Regions from separate parts of the Homo sapiens genome. Here region 1 is linked to region 2. The links are chromatin loops, found by intact Hi-C in ENCODE. Cell type or tissue: heart right ventricle. All regions are shown on one strand. Each heading gives the region's core, and the rest is flanking DNA. Links, peaks and the distances in the headings are about the cores only. Region 1 has its middle 27 kb from the start of LINC00598. Region 2 overlaps FOXO1 (forkhead box O1).

What was found. A loop is a pair of places that touch in the nucleus more often than their neighbours do. Peaks named below come from ENCODE experiments on the same cell type or tissue, not always from the same donor. Only the 100,000 strongest peaks of a DNase experiment are listed, where the experiment ranks them.
Region 1: a loop joins it to region 2, with 2.9 times the contacts of the local background. A loop is called at or near these places in 4 of 110 quality-filtered maps.

The regions. Positions count from the first base shown.
Region 1 is chr13:40,502,860-40,513,435 of GRCh38, forward strand. No RefSeq gene overlaps it. Among named protein-coding and RNA genes, the nearest start is that of LINC00598, 27 kb to the left of the region's middle. In heart right ventricle, for the core only: no CTCF peak of the experiment used is centred there; no DNase peak of the experiment used is centred there; H3K4me3 peaks cover 403 bases; H3K27ac peaks cover 1,419 bases.
Region 2 is chr13:40,584,593-40,595,168 of GRCh38, forward strand. All of the region lies in intron 1 of FOXO1 (forkhead box O1), which reads right to left. Among named protein-coding and RNA genes, the nearest start is that of FOXO1, 77 kb to the right of the region's middle. RefSeq lists enhancers at 5,117-5,176, 5,187-5,426. In heart right ventricle, for the core only: no CTCF peak of the experiment used is centred there; a DNase peak (open chromatin) is centred at 5,239; H3K27ac peaks cover 2,500 bases.

The sequences.
Region 1 (10,576 bases), core at 3,543-6,042, 82 kb before region 2:
TTCTTAGGGGCTGGCCACAGTCCCATTGGATGAGAAGCTTACAACCATCATAGTCTTACTTCTGCTCCTTTAATTTCCAAGTTCCTAGGGGCAACACTATAGCTAAATATCAGGACTAGAGATGAATGCTCAACTACACACACACACACACACACACACACACACACACACCCTCCCCTCTATGACATCCCACGTCACCATCACCCTCAATGGCAACTTTCTATGGAATTTTATCCACTTCTCTGGTTCTTTGTTCTGGGATATCCTCCCTTTTTCACCAAACATGGAGTCATGTCAGCTACTCTTGTTTATTATCATACAGAATGGCTCATACCTCGTAATGTAGGAATGTTCTGTGCTATTGCTGCAAACCATTAAACTTTAAAGCATAGAATAGCTTTCATGTTTCTTCTTCTTTGGAAGAAGACAAAGCACTGACTTCACTGCCATTTGTTTCATAACTTACTCACATTACAGCCCTGAAAACATTCTACTGTTTTGGCCCAAATGGCTTCCTTGAGTGAAGAGCATAGGTTTCTACAGCAGAACCAGCAGGTTAGCTCTCAGGGTCAACCAATGCACACAATGGACTCTGGCTCCCAACAGCTAGTGCTTCAGTCCCCAGATTAAGGGCCATTACTGTAGATGAGCCATCCTTACCACCCATACAGCAATGGACCAATTTGGAAGGAGCCACTGGTCAGCTTTATACTTAGAAGACAGTTACAAGAGGAGCAACAGAGAGTAGTGACCTTACTGAATGCTCTTTGTACTTATACTCATCCAGGGACCTACGAGGCTGTGAGTAGCCGAAACTGATGTGCTGAAAAGTAGAGCGAAATGGAAATAGATCTGTTATGAGACAGAAGGTCTTATAGCCCAAAATTAACTTACTGCAAACATCCATCTTTGCTCCCAGTCCAAAAGTCATCCAACATAACTCAGCCAATGCCGACGTCCAGAGAATTAACGAGTAGCTGCTAGTTTCTGCTAGATCATTCTTTATCAGAACATAATTCTGTAAGCCCCCTGTTAAATTTTCAGAATCCTAAAGGGAGGGAGCCTATCTCCTCTATCTTTACATTCCAGTTCTTAGCACAAATGGCTGGTATAGAGCAAGCTCACCATAGATATTTGCAACATGAGTTGAGGAAAAGCAAACATCATCCTCCTGAGCTTAGTGTTCTCAGGAATCCCCAAGCTTTTGAAGAATGGAGGAATGACCTTCTAACTCCAGTCACATCATGACTAGAGATGAATGTTCAGCACACACAGGAACACACAGATACACACACACACACACACACACTCCCTCCATGACACCCCATTGTTTCCCTAAACCAGAGTCAAGTACTAGGATGCAGGCTTTCTGGAATGCACCTCCCTGGAATTCCCAGCCTATGTTGATTCTATGAGTAACCATCAGACACTGGCTACCACTATCTGTCATCAGATAATATCCTTTTCCTCCCACTAGCCAACTGGATTTTGAACCTGAAATACCCTTAGAAGGATATTTTCATTTTAGTTCGTAGTCTGGCTGCAGCCTCAGCCAGGCAGGCGGGCAGGATACAAGGGTCACCACACATTCCTGCTGGCTCTGGAAGGCAGAGCCATGGCCTGTCACCCTCAGGGCCTTGCCAGCCAAGATCCACCCATCTCAACAGCATTCTTCTTTCCAAGGGCCTCTCTCTCCAGCCAACTTCCTCTTCAACCTATTATTCTGAGGCACTTGGCTCTCCCTTGTTCCTGTGGGGTAGCCTAAGTGGGTGGCTACTTTTTACATGTCACAAAATTGCACTTGGTTTTCTACCATCTGGCCTTCTCCAATACACTGGCTATATGTTCTGGTTTGCTACTCTCTCTCCAGTGTGATTTACAAATTTCTTTCCCGAATGTGCTTTCCAGATACGAGGCTCCAGTGTGGAGAAACAGGTGTAGACTTCTTGTCAAAACTGCCAAAGGCTAACACCACTGACAGGCAAGTGTCTCCTCACTCCCCAGGGACTCCGCACCCTTGGAATGGAACAAGGAGGAAAGCTATAACTGGGTCCCCTAGAGCACAGACTCAGGACTGGGGCCCATTTCGCTGGGGTTCTGGGGTGACTAGATTCATACCTCTTCATTAATTTGATTGCCAAGAATTCAAGAGTGTATCCATTACTTCTTTTCAAAGATTTTATCTTCTTTATCTGTTACTGCTTTTATGATTGAATTTTTTGTTACAGATTACTTGTTAATATCTGAATATTTCTATGGATTTCCTATGGAAAGATATGAAAATAATTCTTTCTGCGGTGCATTTACAGTTTCGTAGGCTGCATTATCAAGTATATACTGGACAAGAGACAGCTTATATTTTGACAAGGCATTGATGACAGTTGAATCTTCAGCTTAAAATTTTACATATCTGATGATGGGAAGAATTTGTCACAGAATAGCTTCTGGCCCCTTCCATGTCAAACCTTGATCATCTTCTATTACCCACACACTTCTGGTGCCAGGTCCTTAAATGCCTGTTCACCTCAGCTCAGTCATGGAACTGGTTGAGTCAGCACAATCGGCATTAGAAGCATTTCTGTAAACTACTCACACGAGTGGCTACAAATAGTTAACTATACACAGAAGCAACTGTGAACCTCATAAATATATACCTCTAATCCAAACTAAATGTCTGCTTGACTCCGCTTCCCTTATTCTGATCCCAAAAATGCCTGCAGTCACCAATTCAAGAAGGGAGTATATTGGAGAGGAAATCGCACTAGAAAGAGACTGTGGTCTTAACCAATTATAGATCATTTATCTTACTTGTATAAATTTTACAAAAACCTATAAGCATGTGAACAGTTTACTGGACCCTCACATGGCTGTGAAGGTGAAGGAGCCTGAGCCGAGGCTTTGATTATCTTTATTGGAAATCCACTCTGTCAATCAGAACAGATGTAGCTGATGAGCAATCAGCTCCATTACCCGGCACCTACTGGCTGAACAAGCATCCCTGAATGTTGACTGCTAACGTTCATAAACATCTGTACGTGTTTATGACTAAACACTAGGTTCTCACTCTAACTTGTTTTAAGTTCTGTTTTGCCATCCTTTTCTTTCATTATATGTTATTGCAGCCTTGATCTGTACATTTAGGCATTTTTAAATATGTGGTATGTATTAAGGGGCTTTCTGGGATCACAGAATATATCTCTCTACAAAGGAGGGTGTAAGAATAGCTTGGATGAAAGGGCAAAATCCAAGCATCCCTGAATGTTGACTACTGACAGTCATAAGCATCTGTAGGTGTTTATGAATAAAGGTTAGGTTCTCACTCTAAGTCGTTTCAAGTTGTTTTGCCATTTTTTTTCTTTCATTAAACAGTTCCTTCTTGCCTTCCTTTAAATGCTCATTTGCTGTGGTCTCAACCTCTTGCATTTTTATGTTATTGAAGCCTTGATCTGTGCACAGTAGGTATTTTTAAATATGTGGTGTATACTAAGGGGCTTTATAAAGACAGGATTACAGAACATATCTATCTCCAAAGGAGGATGTAAGAATAGCTTGGATTAAAGGGCAAAACATGTAGATCAGGTAAAGGAAGGTATTAAGCAGTCAACTGATGAGCCAACCAACCAAGCCACCGAGAGTCCTAGGAAGCATTTCCTGCCCTCAGATCAGGTCAGGAGCCAGACATTGGTGTCTGTGTGTTGGTTTCTCCTCTACTGGAATGCACGTGTGTTGACAGCAGGACCTGCATCCTTCATCTCATGTGTCCAGCATGGTACATGTGCAATCAGCTTTATCAAATGAATGAATGAATGAATGAATGACAAAACATGGAGAATGGTCTGTTTTGTTGACGGTTAGGATTGTTGATGATTAGGAGTCACTGGAAACCTTGGCAAGTGTGATTCTGGCAAAGGTGATGCAGAGGAAATCAGATCAGAGAAATTCCGGAAGCATGTTGTTTATGAAGGAAACTCATTGTGGATGCATGCTACAGGATATAGGGAGTGAGGGGGACAGGAACTGCAGTTCTGAACAGGGCCAAATATCTGGGTTTTATTTTATAAAAGAAGGTATCCAAAAAGAGAGGCTGGGACCCAAAGAAAAGAAGAAGAGAGCTGGAGGCGGGGTGCAAGAGGCAGAACAGGGATGTGTCTAGATGATGACAAAAGACCTTCCTGAAGCTGGTGACTTAGTGGGCTTGTATGATGCAGGGTCCTGGACCTTGGTCTCCTGTAGGGAAATGCTTACCTCACGGGCCACAACACCAGCACAAGCAAATGAGCTTCCTGGTAAAAATGAGCGACACCATCAGAGAGACATCAGAAGGGAGGCATCAGAGGCACCAGGTAACGGGAGGGGAAGCAACATGCAGCACCCACAGATGGCAACAGTGGAATGAGAATGCACCAGAAGGTCCTGGTGGGTGGCAAGCAGGATTCTGCCTCCGCCAACTCATCAACACAACACGGGTTCTTTTCGTCTTTCCTCTAACCACAAATCATTCATTAATTTTCTTTAGTGTCTTCCGGGATTGCCATCCTCCCATTTCCATTGAGGATTCCTCAACTTAACAAAAGTGTTCGTTGGGTTAGAACCAGACCTGAAAGCAGCGAGGGAGGAGCACGCACACACATTTCATTATGAATTTGTAGCTTACATGCACCCAGTAGTTCTTCCTCAGATGGATGCATATTTTATCTATGTGAATTACCCTGGAGTTGTGACTTTCTAATTTTGTCTTAATTAAACGTGTTTCCTTTCCCAATTAGCCAGGTCTATGTTGAGTTTTAAGGTAACTCTCCAAGGTGCCAACATTCCCCCAACCTACTGTCACACACAAATGTCCACACCTTCCACTTATTCAAGTAAAAGAACCAGAAGGAAGGATGTTCATTCCCTTTTTTTTTTTTTTTTTTTTTTGAGACAGAGTCTCATTCTGTCACCAGGCTGGAGTGCAATTGTGCAATCTCGGCTCACTGCAACTTCCACCTCCCGGGTTCAAGCGATTCTCCTGCCTCAGCCTCCCGAGTAGCTGGGATTACAAGCATGCACCACCACGCCCAGCTAATTTTTGGTATTTTTAGTAGAGACAGGGTTTCATCGTGTTGGCCAGGATGGTCTCAATCTCTTGAACTTGTGATCCACCTGCCTCGGCCTCCCAAAGTGCTGAGATTCCAGGCGTGAGCCACTGCGCCCAGCCCATTCCCTCTTTAATTAGCTTTTTCTCCTTATGCCTTTTTGATTTTTTCATCTCAACACAAAGCGAACACAAATCTAGAAAGAGAGAGAGAGAACTTCATCTGGAAACAAAAGATAGAACCCTTTCCATTTCATTGGCTGGCAATAAAGACTGAAACTTCATCACCATGTTGCCTGGCAACCCAGGAAATATTGTTGTGATTAAACAAAAACTATCTGGAGTAAATTCACAATGAAACAGCTGAAAAGCATTATATCATCCTGCATTCCACTATGAAGACATGAGCAGCAGATACCCTGGGACTGTTCACCCCCCAAAACACAAAAAAACAAATATACCGACATCGCCAAGAGGCAGCCTAGAGGCCAGGAAATTCCCTGGACTAGGATCAGAAGTCCTGGGCAAGTCTCATAACCTTTGGGGCGGTCAGAGTTTTTTTCATCTGCAGAAAGAACAAGTAGAATTAATAAGCTCTGACATTTCATGTTTCAAAAGAAATAGTAAAAACTGGGAGCATCGTGCCAGTCATCTTTTTGAACGGCAGCATTCATTTAAGAGCCATGAACAGTGATCCACAGGCCTAAAGGGTGAAAGTCGCCCATCTTGCCTTAAATAAAATCCACAGTGGGATTGGTTGGGTTCCCATAAGCTGTTGATGCCCCAGTTATTACAAGTAACTCTCCTGGCTTAGAAAAGCAGAAGCTCAGCATTATGAGAACAGCTCATCTCATTAAGACAAAAATATCTCCTAGAAATTTCTTTAAGGCTATTACAGCGAGCAACCTTGGAATCAAAGAGACCAGGCAAAATTAAAGCAACTTGTTTGTAGAAATCACAAGTGAGTAGACTTAAAAAAAAAAAAAATCTGACAAAAGAAGCTGCAGATGAAACCTAAAAACCACAGCAACAAAGCTTTGAAGAATATAGTGTGGTGGCTAAAAACATTAAAATCAAAGACTCTGGGTTCAAATTCTGTCTTTACCACTGATTGGTTGGGGTGCTATTGAAACTCTGCATCTCCATTTATCCATCTGTATGTGAGTATGATTACTGTAGGAATGAAATGAGTTAGTAATATGCTTAGAAGAGTGGCTGACACATAGTTAGCAGCTGTCGTTATTTCAGCATGAGCCCATAATTGTTAATACCAGTGCTAGAGTCAGATGGGCCTGGATTCAAAGCCCAGCACCACTGGTTATTAGCAGTTGACCTCTGTGCAAGCTTCTTAACCTCCCTCTAAGTCTCGGTTTTTCATCAATAAGATGGGAATAATCATATAATACCTCATAGAGTTGTGAGGATTAAATGAGATAATGCTTGTGAAATGCACAGCAGAACATAGCTGTCACAAATCTCTACTGTCCAGGATTCATCAAGAAATTTCTCTGCAATTTCCCTATTAATAGTTTCTCACTGCTTTTCCATGCCATAAAAACTAACAATGAGCCAGTCACGGTGCCTCATGCCTGTAATCTTGGTGGGAGGATCGCTAGAGCCCAGGAGTTCGAGAGCAGCCTGGGCAACAAAGTGAAACCCTTTCTCTACAAAAAATTTAAAAATTACCTGGGCTTGGTGGTGTACACCTGTAGTCCCAGCTACTTGGGAGGCTGAGGTGGGAGAATCACCTGAGCCCAGTAGGTCAAGGCTGCAGTGAGCCATGATCATGCCACCGCACTCCAGCCTAGGCAACAGAGTGAGACCTTGTCTCAAAAACAAACAAACCAACAAACAAAAAAACCCAAACAATAAATGGTTAAGATGGTAAATTTTATGTTATATATATTTTACTACAACATATTTACATTGGAAAAGGAAAACATCGGCTATCACGACATTTCAATGAGGGAAAAAATAGTCTTTTCAACAAATAATGCTGGGAAAATTGGATAACCACATGCAAAAGAATGAAGTTGGACCCTTTCCTCACACTTATACAAAAATTACCTCAAAATGAGTCAAAGACCTAAATGTGAAAGCTAAACTATTAAACTCTTAGAAGAAACATAGGCATAAGTCTTTGTGGCCTTGGATTAAGCAATAGTGTCTTAGCTATTATGCCAAAAGCACAAATAACAACCACAAAAAAATACATAAATTGGACATGATCAAAATTACAACTTTTGCCCTTCAGAGGACAGCATCAAGAAGGTTAAAAAAAAAAAACCTACAGAATGGGAGAAAATATTAGCAAATCATATATCTGATAAGGGACTTGTATCCAGCACATATAAATAACTTTTACAACTCCTTAATAAAAACACAAATTACCCAATTAATAAACGGGCAAAGGATCTGACTAGATATTTCTCCAAAGGAGATATATTAATGGTTAATAAGCACATGACTAGATTCTCAACATCATTAGCTCTTAGGGAAAGGCAAATCAAAGCCACAGTGATATCACTTCATACCACCAGGATGAATATAATAAAAAAGACAGAAATAACAAGTGTTGGTGAGAATGTGGAGAAATTGGAACACTCATTTACATTGCTAATGGGAATAAAAAAATGATGCAGCCATTTGTTTGGAAAACAGTCTTGACAGTTCCTCAAAAAGTTAAACATAGAGTTACCATATGATCCAGCAATTCAAGCCCTAGTTACATACCCAAGAGAACTAAAAACATGTCCATACAAATATTGTACACAAATCCTCTTAGCAGCATTATTCATAATTATCAAAAAGTGTAAACAACTAAAATTTCCACCAACTGATGAATAAATGTACTATATCCAGAAAATGGAATAGTATTCAACAATAAAAAGGAATGAAATGCTAATAAATGCTGCAGTATGACTGAAACTTGAAAATCTTGAAAGAAGCCAGTCACAAAAGACCACACAAATTGTATGATTCCACGAAATCATACAATCCATCAGGATAGGCAAGTCCATCAGCAGGAGGAAGTAAATCAGTTGTTTCCTAGAGGTGGGGGTATGGGGGATACTGATTATGGGAAATGGGGAATGACTGCTGATAGGTACAGGGTTTCCTTCTGGAGTGACGAAAATGCTCTAAAACTGATCGTGGCAATGACTACACAATTGTGAATATACTAACAACCACTGAATTGTACACTTTAAATGAGTGAATTGTATGGCACGCGAATTATCTTTTAAAAGCTGTTATACCCAGTAATGGGATTGCTGGGTCAAATGATATTTCTGGTTCTAGGTTTCTGAGGAATCACCAACTGTTTTCCACAATGGTTGAGCTAATTTACACTCCCACCAACAGTGTAAAAGCGTTCCTATTTCTCCACAGCCTCGCCAGCATCTGTTGTTTCTTGGCTTTTTAATAATTGCCATTCCGACTGGTGTGAGATGATATCTCATTGTGGTTTGATTTGCATTTCTCTAACGATCGGTGATGTTGAGATTTTTTTCATGTTTGTTGGCCGCATAAATGTCTTATTTTGAGAAGTGTCTGTTCATGTCCTTTGCTCACTGTTTAATGGGGTTGTTTTTTTTTTCTTATAAATTTGTTTAAGCTTCTTGTAGATTCTGAATATTAGCCCTTTGTCAGATGGATAGATTGCAAAAATTTTCTCCCATTCTGTAGGTTGTCTGTTTACTCTGATGATACTTTTTTTTTTTTTTTTTGCTATGCAGAAGCTCTTTAATTAGATACCATTTGTCAATTTTGGCTTTTGTTGCAATTGCTTTTGAAGTTTTCATCATGAAATCTTTGCCCATGCCTATATCCTGAATGGTACTGCCTAGATTTTCTTCTAGGGTTTTTATAGTTTGGGGTTTTACATTTAAGTCTTTAATCCATATAAAGTTAATTTTTGCATAAGGTGTAAGGAAGGGGTCCAGTTTCCATTTCCTGTGTATGGCTAGCCAGTTTTCCCAGCACCATTTATTAAATAGGGAATCCTTTCCCCATTGCTTGTTATTGTCAGGTTTGTTGAAGATCAGATGGTTGTAGATGTGCAGTCTTATTTCTGAGATCTCTATTCTGTTCCACTGGTCCATAAAGGAATATAAATCATTCTATTATAAATATACATGCACATGTATGTTCATTGCAACACTATTCACAATAGCAAAGACATAGATTCAACCCAAATGCCCATCAGTGATAGACTGGATAAAGAAAATATGGTACAAATACACCGTGGAATACTGTACAGCCATAAAAAGGAACGAGATCATGTCCTTTGCAGGGACATGGATGAAGCTGGAAGCCATTAACCTCAGCAAAGTAACACAGGGACAGAAAACCAAACACCACACATGTTCTCACTTATAAGTGGGAGTTGAACAATGAGAATACATGGACACAGGGAGGGGAACATTACACACTGGGGCCTGTCCGGGGGCAGGGGGAAGGAGAACATCAGGAAGGATAGCTAATGGATGCTGGGCTGAATACCTAGGTGATGGGTTGGTAGGTGCAGCAAACCACCATGGCACACATTTACCTATGTAACAATCTTGCACGGCCTGCACATGTATCCAGGAACTTAAAATAAAATAAAATTAATATTTTTTAAAAGACAAAAAAATTAAAAAGCTGTTATAAATAAAAAATTAACAATGGAAATTATCGGAAGCCTCTTCAGCTTGGAGGATCAATTCTGTAGACCTTCAGATGGGCCCAGGCCATATCCCAGCATAAGCAGTAGGGGCTGACAATGGGACTGTCCGGAAGGCCCCCGAGGTGGAGAGAACCTGGGAGAGATTCCAGACCAGTTGCTGAATGTGTGCAAGTTCCCTGCACCCTTTCCCTTCTTCAGTTTCATGGGTGAAAGGTTGTTCAGTTTCACGGGTGAATGAAGTATGGAGATGCAGATAAACTGAGCACCCAGCCCTCTTTCCCCCAGTAAAATAGAACTGGTCACACCACAAGTAGTCATTCATCTTCCTTGCTCAAGCTCCATCCCATGAATCCCATCTACCTGTAAGAATCCGCAGGAGAGCGCCACGAGGTAGACTGTGCTTTGGAGGATGGCATCCCAAGGGAGTTGAAGGTGAGGAAACTAGCAGTGAGCCACTGGTCAACAGTGTGCAAACTGTGAAGATCTCTGCTGGGGTATTTGAAGCTTACCTCAAAAAGGAGTCCCAAGGCTTTGTGTAAAACATTGTCTACTCATAGTATTACTGCAGATTCCTCCTAAGAACCTACTAGTTAAAATTTTGTGTGTGTGAGGTTGCAGGAAAAGAGCACAATATTAGAGCAGAAAAGATAAGAGACTCAAATAGAAATGGAAAATTTTTTTAAATCTTCTTTCTCACTTTCTATTACTCCTTTCTTTCTTGGGTTTCATGTCTTCTTTCTTCCTTTGCCTCTCTTTCCCTTTTCTGGCCTGCAATCACCTCGCTCTGTCATGTCTGGTCACAAGATGTTTCAGTAAGCAGCTTGTGAGCATCT
Region 2 (10,576 bases), core at 4,179-6,678:
GAGCTGTGATTGTGCCACTGCACTCCAGCCAGGGGGGCAAAGTGAGACCCCATCTCAAACAAACATTATATATATATTTGGATATTATTTGGATGAATCTACAGAGACAATAAGATTTCTTGTCCTGCTATTAATCAGCCCAATAACCAAGCACATAAATTCCCCTTTCCTGAAGGCAACCGAATAAGCGAGTAGTTATCCCTCCAGTCTAATGGTCCGACTCTTCTAGGAAGCTTCGGATGTTATGATTCACTAGGTATGAAGCGCAGCTTGGCAATCTATTAAAGCAGTCATGGTACTGGAGCCAGGTTTGGGAACACCTGAACTACTTTCATGTGTAAGATTCTTTTCAGTTCTACTATTCTAAGAAAATAAGGTAACTATGTTATTCCAGGTAGATTCTGATTTAACAAGAGGAAGATGAAGTCCCAGAATATTCTTAACAAGTATCTTATATGACAGGCAAGTATGAGAAACACTATGTTAGTGGTACTTTTGGTCATTAACACCAAATAATAAAAGGCAATTCATTAGATATTTATGAAAGGATGTCTAAAAAACACAACTGTAATCTTACGGATAAAAAGCCAGTTGGTTCTGGGATCAAATTTTAAGTCATCATTGTTTTTCAGAAAGAAAAACAGAAGCAAGAGTTAAGAGAATAAGGAATGTCAACCTCACCTTGCAATTTCCTGGAATTTTCCTCCCCCGCTTTCCCCTTTAGTATGTAAGTATTTCCTCTGCGCGCGCGCACACACACACACACACACACACACACACAGCCAACTTCACAATGGAGTTTTGAAAAGATTACTGCTCCATATGCCAACAGGCAAGTCAGGGACTCAGTGGAAAGGACACTATTCCAGAGCACAGCCTTCTCCCAGCCAGATCACACCAGCTTCAGCTGTTCCAGCTCTGCAGAGAAAGGGTAATCACTTCTTATCAAACATTGATAACACCTAAAATTCCTTTACAGTTCTGACTTCAGGGTGGAAGTGCAATTCGTATTTGCCCTGAAGACATGAAAAGTGGAATGCGCTTTCATGAGATGAAAGCTTCTGCGGAAATAATTGATTCAGGTGAGCCCTACTCAGGTTAATCTCAAAAGAAAGAAGCAAGAAACCTCATCCAGGAAAGTGGACCCAGCAGCTGCCCATTTTCAAGGGTTGTATACAAAAGCTAAACGACAAGATGTCCAGATGGATGAAAAACCCTATCCTAGCTAGTCTGTGCCAGCAAGACTTAAAAAACAAACGGTGTCTTTTGGGTCTGTTTGATTTAGTACGTAAGTTTAACTAGTTCCATGTTTGAGACCAATCCAGAGAGGGGCTACTTAAAAACTGGCTCAGCCCAAATCATTGTGTGTTCAAGTGACTGACCTGTGAACTCCCTCCTCATTTCCCATATATGGCCAATTCTCCATATATGGATTCATCTACCTGTTTCCCCTAACTTCAAGGCTGCTGCCATGACACAAAGGTCTTGAAAGAATGTGGGAAAGCCCTCAGGCTAAAACTCTGGATCACAATCCATAAAATAGTGAAACCAATTGAGAGGATTGTGGCTAGCATTTCTGTAAATAATAACAAAACAGTCTTACATAAATGGCTAAGCACAGTACTATTTTGTAAAACTCTTCTATCATTGTGTGCATATGTGCACTGAGTCATACTGTAAAATGGATTTCTCACTATGCATCAAGATGGGAAGAAACTGAGAAAGCCACAGAAACAGAAGGAAACATACTACTTCCTACAGGATATGCTTTCTCTCTCTAAGAAGGGCTTAATAACAAAAGCCCAATAAAATGGTGGCACAGTCCCATCCCCGGGTTTCCAGGGAGACCCCAATCCCATCAAGAACACCTACTCCTCACAGGCAACAGAGGCACCCCCTTGTGAAGCTGTTCAGCAGCCTGCACAGAAGATATGACTCTTGCAGTCTGGAATAAAAGGCACCAAATGGGAAATAGTGTGTAGGGATAAAAGGTACCAAATGGGAAATAGTGTGTAGTATCAGTTTTGACAATTTTTGTAACCAAGTAACTTTTGAGCAAGTTACTCATTTCTCATTTGCTTATCAACAGAATGATCATGGAATGCTAAACCTCTACAGGGTGCAATCTTAAGGAAATGTTACTACTTAAACCTTTTACCTGCACAAGACTGCCCCTCTGTCTTTCCTCTCTGATGGGTACGGAAGTTACTGACATGCAAAGTCAGCACAAGGGAACCGTGGCTCAGGCAAACGAGGAAAAATGAATTTAGATTATGTTTACAGCCAAGGAAAGGAGACACGTTGAACAATCCTCTACTGGAAACATTGCTAAAGTGTTTTTAAACTGAAGATTATACCACCACTTAAGATATTTTTTGTCTGCTATTTTACCCAGCATATTACAAAACTGCATCTAGGACTGAAATAGCAGATTGCCTCAAGAGCAAATGACAATATTTGTACCAGAAATGTTGGCAACCAGCAGCACAGATGGGTTTCTGCACAGCAATCTTCAAACTGGGACTCCAAGAATAACTCCACCTACTGCACCAATGTTAAATTGCTGAATCCAAAGTCAGAAGGGCTCATTATTCCATATTTTTCCACCACCTTCTTCCCAAAGGCACGTGTACCTGCCTGACCTCCTCTGCCTGAGAAGGGCTCAGAACAAAGTAAAAAAAAAAAAAAAAAAAGTGGGAGTGGGCAGGGCGGAGCAGGAGACCACAATAAGAAGCAAATACGAACAGATAGTGAAAGATTGATTATCCGTGAAAGGAAGGAAAACAAAAATGACTGGAAAGTCCAGATAAGCCAAACAGCTATTTACATGACTAGTTTTAAACTTCCCCTTCAAATACAAATAAGAAAAAATAAAGATTTATCTTAATTTCATCTCCTCTCCAAGGCTGGGTACCCTTGCTTGAGGAGTCAAATAAAAACTTATTTTTGCTAAAAGACTCAAGGACAGAGAGAGAAGCTGCCATTAACCATGTTGATTACTAGGATGGCCCCAAAGACAGTCCATCTATACCTAAAGCACGGCTCAAGTGCTTGGAGAAAATCTTTGTTGCTTCTTCCACATCTGCTCTTCCTGCCTGCCAACTGAGATGCACTGTTCTCCCTCCATTCCTCTGCATTTCTACCGAATGGTCTGGAAAGCCAAATGAAACGGAAGTCTTCACTTAATGAGACATTAATTATGAAGTCCATCCAACTAAAGTGCTGTCTTCAGTGTTCACAGTAGCCTCTCCCCACCTTTTAAAAGGGCCAGAGGGTTGATGGTGGTAATGGGTCTCTGCCTCTGTGCCACCCTAGGTTGACTTCCAGGGGTAAACTTTAAGGCCTTTCATGTGAAAGAGAGTCAATGCACTAACATTTTCGGGCTAGAACGGCACTTTTCAAATTGCATAACACAGAGTACAGAGCACTACTGCATTATGCTCCATATCCTCACATCTGCTATGGTGCGGGAGGAAGCCCAGGATAGAAAGGATTCAATTCAATTAACAGAACCTTGGGAGTTCAGGCAAGCAGAATCCTACATTTAAATAAATGCCCATTTAACCCTAAAGAAACTGAGTAGAGGAGGATTAGGGAGTGCTCATCTTCCACCTTTCCTCTCCAACAATCAAGGTGTTCCTTGCTCAGGCTCTACTTACAATTCCCTGAACTGCACAGTCAGGAAGTTTGAGTGTATCTGCACAAGACTTCTCTAGCTTCATTACCAAACCTTGAGTCACCTGAATCCGAACAGGCCAACTGATGTTTTAAGTGGAACAAAATTCCCTGCCTACCTTTTCTTTTTCCATTTATTGGGCTAAAAAGGTAGTGAAAATGTGGGCGGTTAAACCCTCCATAACCATCACTAACAGAAGCAAACAAATGTTCACAGAATCCCAAAGTCCAGGAACAAATTATATTTAAGTTTTCACCCTTAAACTGAGTTTAAGATTTTGGGGGGGACATTTACTCCAAGCCAAAAAGTTATCCTAAGAAGACCCCTCACTTACAGGGGCTGGGAAGCACTATGATTATTTTCCTGTTATCCATCTAATCTCAACCCACCCCGGCAGAGGCCCCAGCCTAATGAACAACCCTCAACCAAATCTTCCTGAAAGAATTCAGAATGAGCAACTATGGAGGTCTCCTTGGTAGAATAAAGGGCCTGTCCCTCATAAAGACAACATAAAAAGAGTCAAGGACACAAGTGATTTAAAAGTGTCACTGATTGACCAGGAGTGATGACTCACTCCTGTAATCCCAGCACTTTGGGAGGCCGAGGTGGGCAGATTGCTGGAAGTCAGGAGTTCAAGACCAGCCTGGCCAACATGGTAAAACCCCATCTCTATTAAAAATGCAAAAATTAGCCAGGCATAGTGGTGCATGCCTGTAATCCCGGCTACTTTGGAGGCTGAGGCACAAGAATCACTTGAATCCAGCAGGCAGAGGTTGCAGTGAGCCTGAGATCGAACGACTGCATTCCAGCCTGGGCGACAGAGCGAGACTCTGTCTAAAAAAAAATAAATAAGTAAATAAATGAAAGTGTCACTGATGCCAACTGTCCATAAGACAGTCAAGGCAGACCATCAAGAAATGGCTGCAAGAATATTCTACATTCAAAGACATCTCAAAAGTAACTATCTATTCACATAAACAGTTTAATACAACTCAATCCAATTCTTGCCAATTCTAAACAAGAAAAGACTGGCATAAAATATAAATCTTCTCCCCAATCAAGGCCAACAATGAAATTAAAGAAAAAAAACTCTCACATGAGTACAGTCTGTATTATTTATAGAAACAACTTTCATATCCATTTCAAGTTACTTAAATTCAAAACTTGCTAATAATAGAAACAGTATGTAAGTGTCACTAAAACCGGAAACTGCTGCAAAATAACAGAATATTTCAGAGTCAAATTCAAGGATCTGTGTTGTAAAATATTTCGTCTTTGTTACTCTATCAGCATTTAATTTATAAAAAGTGAACATGTTCTACTTTGGTTAATTAACCACTAACATAAGTCAAATAATGAATGCTGCTGCCTCCTAAATTAATCAGAATAGATTAACAGAATCCTTTGAGCTTATTGTTTCAGAACAAATTTCAAAGCCACCACAGTAACTTTCTGGAAGTTAAGAAAGAGGAAATGTGCTTCTCATGTCAACAGCAGAGCAGTTTTCAGGAGTCCCATTGTTTCAGTGCAGGGAGCTCAGCTGTCCTGGACTGTCCTGAGTCAAGACAGGAAGAGCTGTCAGACTTCTGGGGCTGATCACTCAAGCATGACTGGACAAGACCAGAAGCAGCAGATGTTTAAAGGGTGATGGGAAACAACTATGCAAAGAAGGAAACACTAGTAACTTGAAGAGTTACCAAAGCCTCACTCTGTTGACATAATTTGCAATCAATAAATACGTTTTAATAAAAGTCTGCAAGTTTGTACGATGGGAGCCTCTCTCTCCCTGCTGCTGTGGCCCCTACCCAACTCCTCCCAATAACAGCAGTACTATTTTACAACCCCTAGAGCAGGTCTTAAAATGTAAGAGAGATTTTAAAACCATCATTTCTGTCCAAGAATGACTATTCTGGCATAGTGACGCAAAGAAAAGCCATTCAGATAAACAAGAAACCTATTCTCCAAGAACAAGGAATTGGATTAGACTAGTAATATCTAATAACATCTAAGCCCAATGATGCAAACAAAACAACACAACAGGAATGTGTACTATACTATGGGCCAAATGCCGCAAACAGAAACCTTCTCCTTGCTAAGACTCTTCGGTCTCTTCTTACATAAAGACTCCAGGCAATTACTGTCCCCAAAATAGCTTTCTTTCCAAAATGACCATTAACCAAATGCCCCTCTTGCGGAGTTACAGAAGAGGATAGATGTCAAGTGTTCCATCAAGTGGAACAAGAACTAAAATATGGAACCTTGAAACCACAACTGCTGATATACCAAGGATGAATCCCAATAAACCAGAAAACTCACTCAAAAGTTTAGTTTTCCATCTCCACAGCATGGGTTATCCCAGCAGTCTCAAAGGCTCACACCTGTTTCACTGGCTCAGCTTTGCCGTCAACGGGAGATGTGGAGATATGCTGCAATATCGTTCCAGTTTCAATAACATACCACGCTGGACTAATGCCTTCTGTGTGGCTTTTTTTTTCTTTTTTAAGAATATCAAAATGCTAGGGGCTTGAGAGAGATTTAAACATTTCACCTGGTACAAGTAGCATTAGGACTTTCAAAAATACCAAATTGTTCACATCACAATGTTTCACTTAACGCTACACTTTACGAGCTGGCCATCAAAATCCTCTTCTACTTCATACCTACTCTCCTCATTTATCACTTTCTGGTTTCTAAGGTACTAAAGTATTGAAAAAGAAAAACACAATGCTCAGGTTCTGGAAGGCCTCTCGGAGGATGGGGCCTGGGGACAGATGGAGGACCCCTTTATACCAAAGGCAAGAGGACTAGCAGTCCCAAGTGGAGAGGGAGGACTGCTTCAGAGTTCAACAGAGGTCCATCGTTTCTGATCTGCAAATCAGCTCAGAAATAAAAGAGACTCTTCCTGCCAAAAAAAATACAAAGCAAGAAGGGGAGCAATGAGAAATCCAACAGGGTCAAACACCTTGAAAGGGGGCAAGCTGTAGCTTGCTGCTACTGCTAGGAGGGCAGCAGTGTTGAGTTTCCTAGCCGGGTGGCTCCCACGTTCTGGACACGGCACCATGAGGAGGTCTAGGCAGAAAGTAGCTCATAGGGAAGAGGCAAGGCTCACAAAGAGAAGGATCATCAGCAGTGCACTTCAGTCAAAGTTGGTGCAATTGAATTTTGAGCAGCTGAAGGTCCAGAGACCTCCAGGAATGGAGAAGTACAAAGCAGCCAGAGGCCCAGAACAGGAAACCTGGTGCCATACTTACTGGGCAGGCCAGCCAGGTAGGGCGCCCAAGAGGGATGATGGAAAGGACAGACAGCAGAGTGGAGACTAGCAGATGATACATTCTGGGTGGCTATAAATAAGAACGCTTTAGACCATAAAGGCCAATTGTTTTATAATTTTACTAGTCTTGTTACTTTCATAAAACTATAGCAAAAACTACTAAAAATATATATATTTTTTGAGACAGAGTCTCACTCTATCGCCCAGGCTAGAGTGAGGTGGCTCGATCTTGGCTCACTGCAACCTCCACCTCCCAGGTCCAAGCAATTCTCATACCTCAGCCTCCTGAGTAGCTGAGATATTTTTACAGCTGTGTGCCACCACGCCAGGCTAATTTTTGCATTCTTAGTAGAGACAGGGTCTCATGATGTTGGTCAGGCTGGTCTCGAGTTCCGGGCCTCAAGTGATCCACCCGCCTTGACCTCCCAAAGTGCTGAGATTACAGACGTGAGCCACCGCACTCAGCCCTATTAGAAATTTTTTGTTTCTACAGCTCCATAAGTAAATTAGAGCTCTGCCAGTAGATTAAATGAAATAAATCACTACACTTGAATTCTCACAAACTGTGACATCTGTATCCTCACCCATCAACACAACCTGTATATTACCTATGCATTACTCTTCCAAACTGGGTAAACCAGAATGTGCAATCCCCATCTTATTCAATCTTCATGCTACTCTGATCTCCAATCTCCAGCACTCCGCTTACTAAATTCCAGACAAACTAATTGAGGACCTGTATCCTGATCATGATTTAAAAAAAACAACTTCATCAAAACTCAGGACAGAGAAAGTTGCTCTCAGCTCACTGTACAATTTGTTTTGTGAACTAGACCTGCAATATCTTTGAAGGAGTTACCTTAAATTATTAAAAGCAAAAGACCCATCTATATCTCAAAGTTCCAGAACAAAGCTTTTCACTTTCTGAATAGCAGCGAAGCAGAAAAGACAACTTAAACCAGAAGGGTGCCCTGATTACTACATTCCTCCCAAACATGTTCTGAATATCTCCAATTCTCCTCTCCTGCCTCTTGGAGGAACACAACCAGAACTACAGCATCAGGTTAACCTTGTCTTGAATGTAAGCTCCTGAAGATCTAAATATTTTGTCTCACACTTTGTCTTTCTGCAATACTTAGCACAGTCAGGAAACCAGACTTTTAATAACTAAAACAGAATTTAAATTACTCCCTCACTTTTTCCAGTTTCAATAATCCCAATCCCTATTTTCCAATCCTTTACACTTTATTGCTTCACAGTGATGGCAGGCCCCTATTGTCTTCCCAAGAAATGGTAAAGGCGTGTACAGGAGGCATTTCTGGGTCTCACATGATCAAACATAATTAAAGGTATATGGTTTCTAGTACCAAACCAATAAGCAATCACTTCACAGCCTATATAAGATAATAATTATGTTTATAACACCATTAAAACATCAACTATGCCTCAAGAATAAAGGGAAGCATTTTGTTTTGGGGGCTTTTTTGTTTTGTTTTGTTTCTGAGACAGGGTCTCACTCTGTCACCCACATTGGAGTGCAGTGGCGTGATCATTGCTTACTGCAGCCTCAAACTCCCAGGCTCAGGTGATGGCCCCACCTCAGCCTCCCGAATAGCTGGGACCATAGGCACATGTCACCACGCCTGGCTAATTTTTGTTGGTTTTTTTTATAGAGACAGGGTCTCCCTATGTTGCCCAGGCTGGTCTCGAACTCCTGGGATCAAGTGATCCGCCCACAATGGCCTCACAAAGTGCTAGAATTACAGGCATGAGCCACCGTGTCCAGCCTAAGGAAATATTTTGGAATTAGACTATTTAAAATCTAAGACTCAAAGGGGAGAAGTATTGAACCTCACATCATCCTGCCACTGGAAAACAGTTCACTTCCAGGGTTTCAAGCACCAATTTACAATCATTCCAGGATGTCACTGTCTTCTTCCTAGGTAATCTAAAACTGCAGCAAAGAAAAGTTCTTACCACTGTAGACTGTGCTTTAAAAATATTTCAAGTTCACACTTCAACTATGGTAAAATGTAAGTAATACATATTACTTACTTAATACCTATTACTTACTAAACATACCAACCTATGGCTTAGTTCTATTTATACCAAAGGTAAAGGGAAAAAAAATAGTTTTATTGTTTGCTATTTTTTCAAATGGGAGTTAATTACGTAAAGAATCCTCTGGCTTGCAGTAAATCTACCCCAATATAATGTAACAAAAAAATCAGGACTTTGGATCCTTCTCTGACATCCTTCTGTGCTCCTTAAATAGATATTTCATTGGCTTTCAAGTGCTCAACTTTTGGCTCTGAGATAATTTGCATTTAGTTAAGACATTTTAAGCCACCCTGTCACCATTATAGAGAACTGCCTAATGAGGTCCCCTTAGACGAGGTCTGATTTGACAACCACCCACAATTTTAAGACTAAATTTAATACTAAAATGATCCAAGGTTTTCTAATTTCTCTGAATTTGAAAGGATTTGGTGAATGCCATTCCCTAAAGATGGGGCAGTGGGGAGGTCATATTTCATTAAGGAATATCTTCAGTTTGAAACACTTCCAAGTCAACTATATAATTATCAAGTGAACAGAAAATCAGATAAACTCACAATTTCACCTCTGACTCCTTGAACACAGCATCTCCCTCCTTGAAAAGTTAATGGATAGTGAACAAAAAGACCCACCTGATCACTTCTATGCTCTTCTGGAGTTTAAGGGGGCCAATGGGGGCAGCGGGAGCCAAGCAAAAGTCAGCCAGGATGGAGGAAGAACTGAAGAGCAGGAAGGAGTCGCAGGTGCTCAAGAGCTGGCCAGAGAATGCAAAGCGCTGGAATCTAACCCCTTCATTTCAGGGTTAAGGAAACTGAGGCCCAGGGAGACAAAGTTATTTGCCCAGTCACAAGGCCAGGAAGTGATGGGAAACAGGCCCAGGTTACCTAAATCTAGTTACTGAAAGAGCAGAATGCATGGACATTAATTAACAAAAACAAACGTTCAACCTGCCACAGTGGGGAGCACCTTTCTGTGCGTTCACCTCACACTTTTCTCCAATAAAGAGCACAAGATGAAGGCAGGGGAGAAGGCGTCAGGGAGCGAGGGTTCTGGATAATACACACGGGCTTCTCTCCTCCATGCCATCTACAGGAGATTCTGTTTTAGAGACAGGGTCTTGCTCTGACACCCAGGCTGGAATGCAGTGGTACAATCATGGCTCACTTGCAGCTTCCAACTCCTAGGCTCAAGCTATCCTCTTGCCTCAGCCTCCCAAGTAGCTAGGACTACAGGTGCAAGCCACCAAGCCAGCTAATTTCTTTTATTTTTTCTAGAGACAAGGTCTCACTATGTTGCCCAGACTAGTCTCAAACTTCTGGGCTCAAGCGACCCTCCTACTTTGACCTCCCAAAGTGCTGAGATTATAGGTATGAGCCACCGCACCAGCATACAGTAGACTTTATATATGCTTATTTGGTTTTGATTTTTATACTTTTATGAGAACTAAGATGGAATCTATCCCTCCTTTTCCCTCACAAAAGGAACATCCTAATAGCTTCACATTGCAAATGAAATACAACGTAAACAGAAAAAACTGAGATGGAGCGATTAGGAGGTTTAATAAGTCAGAC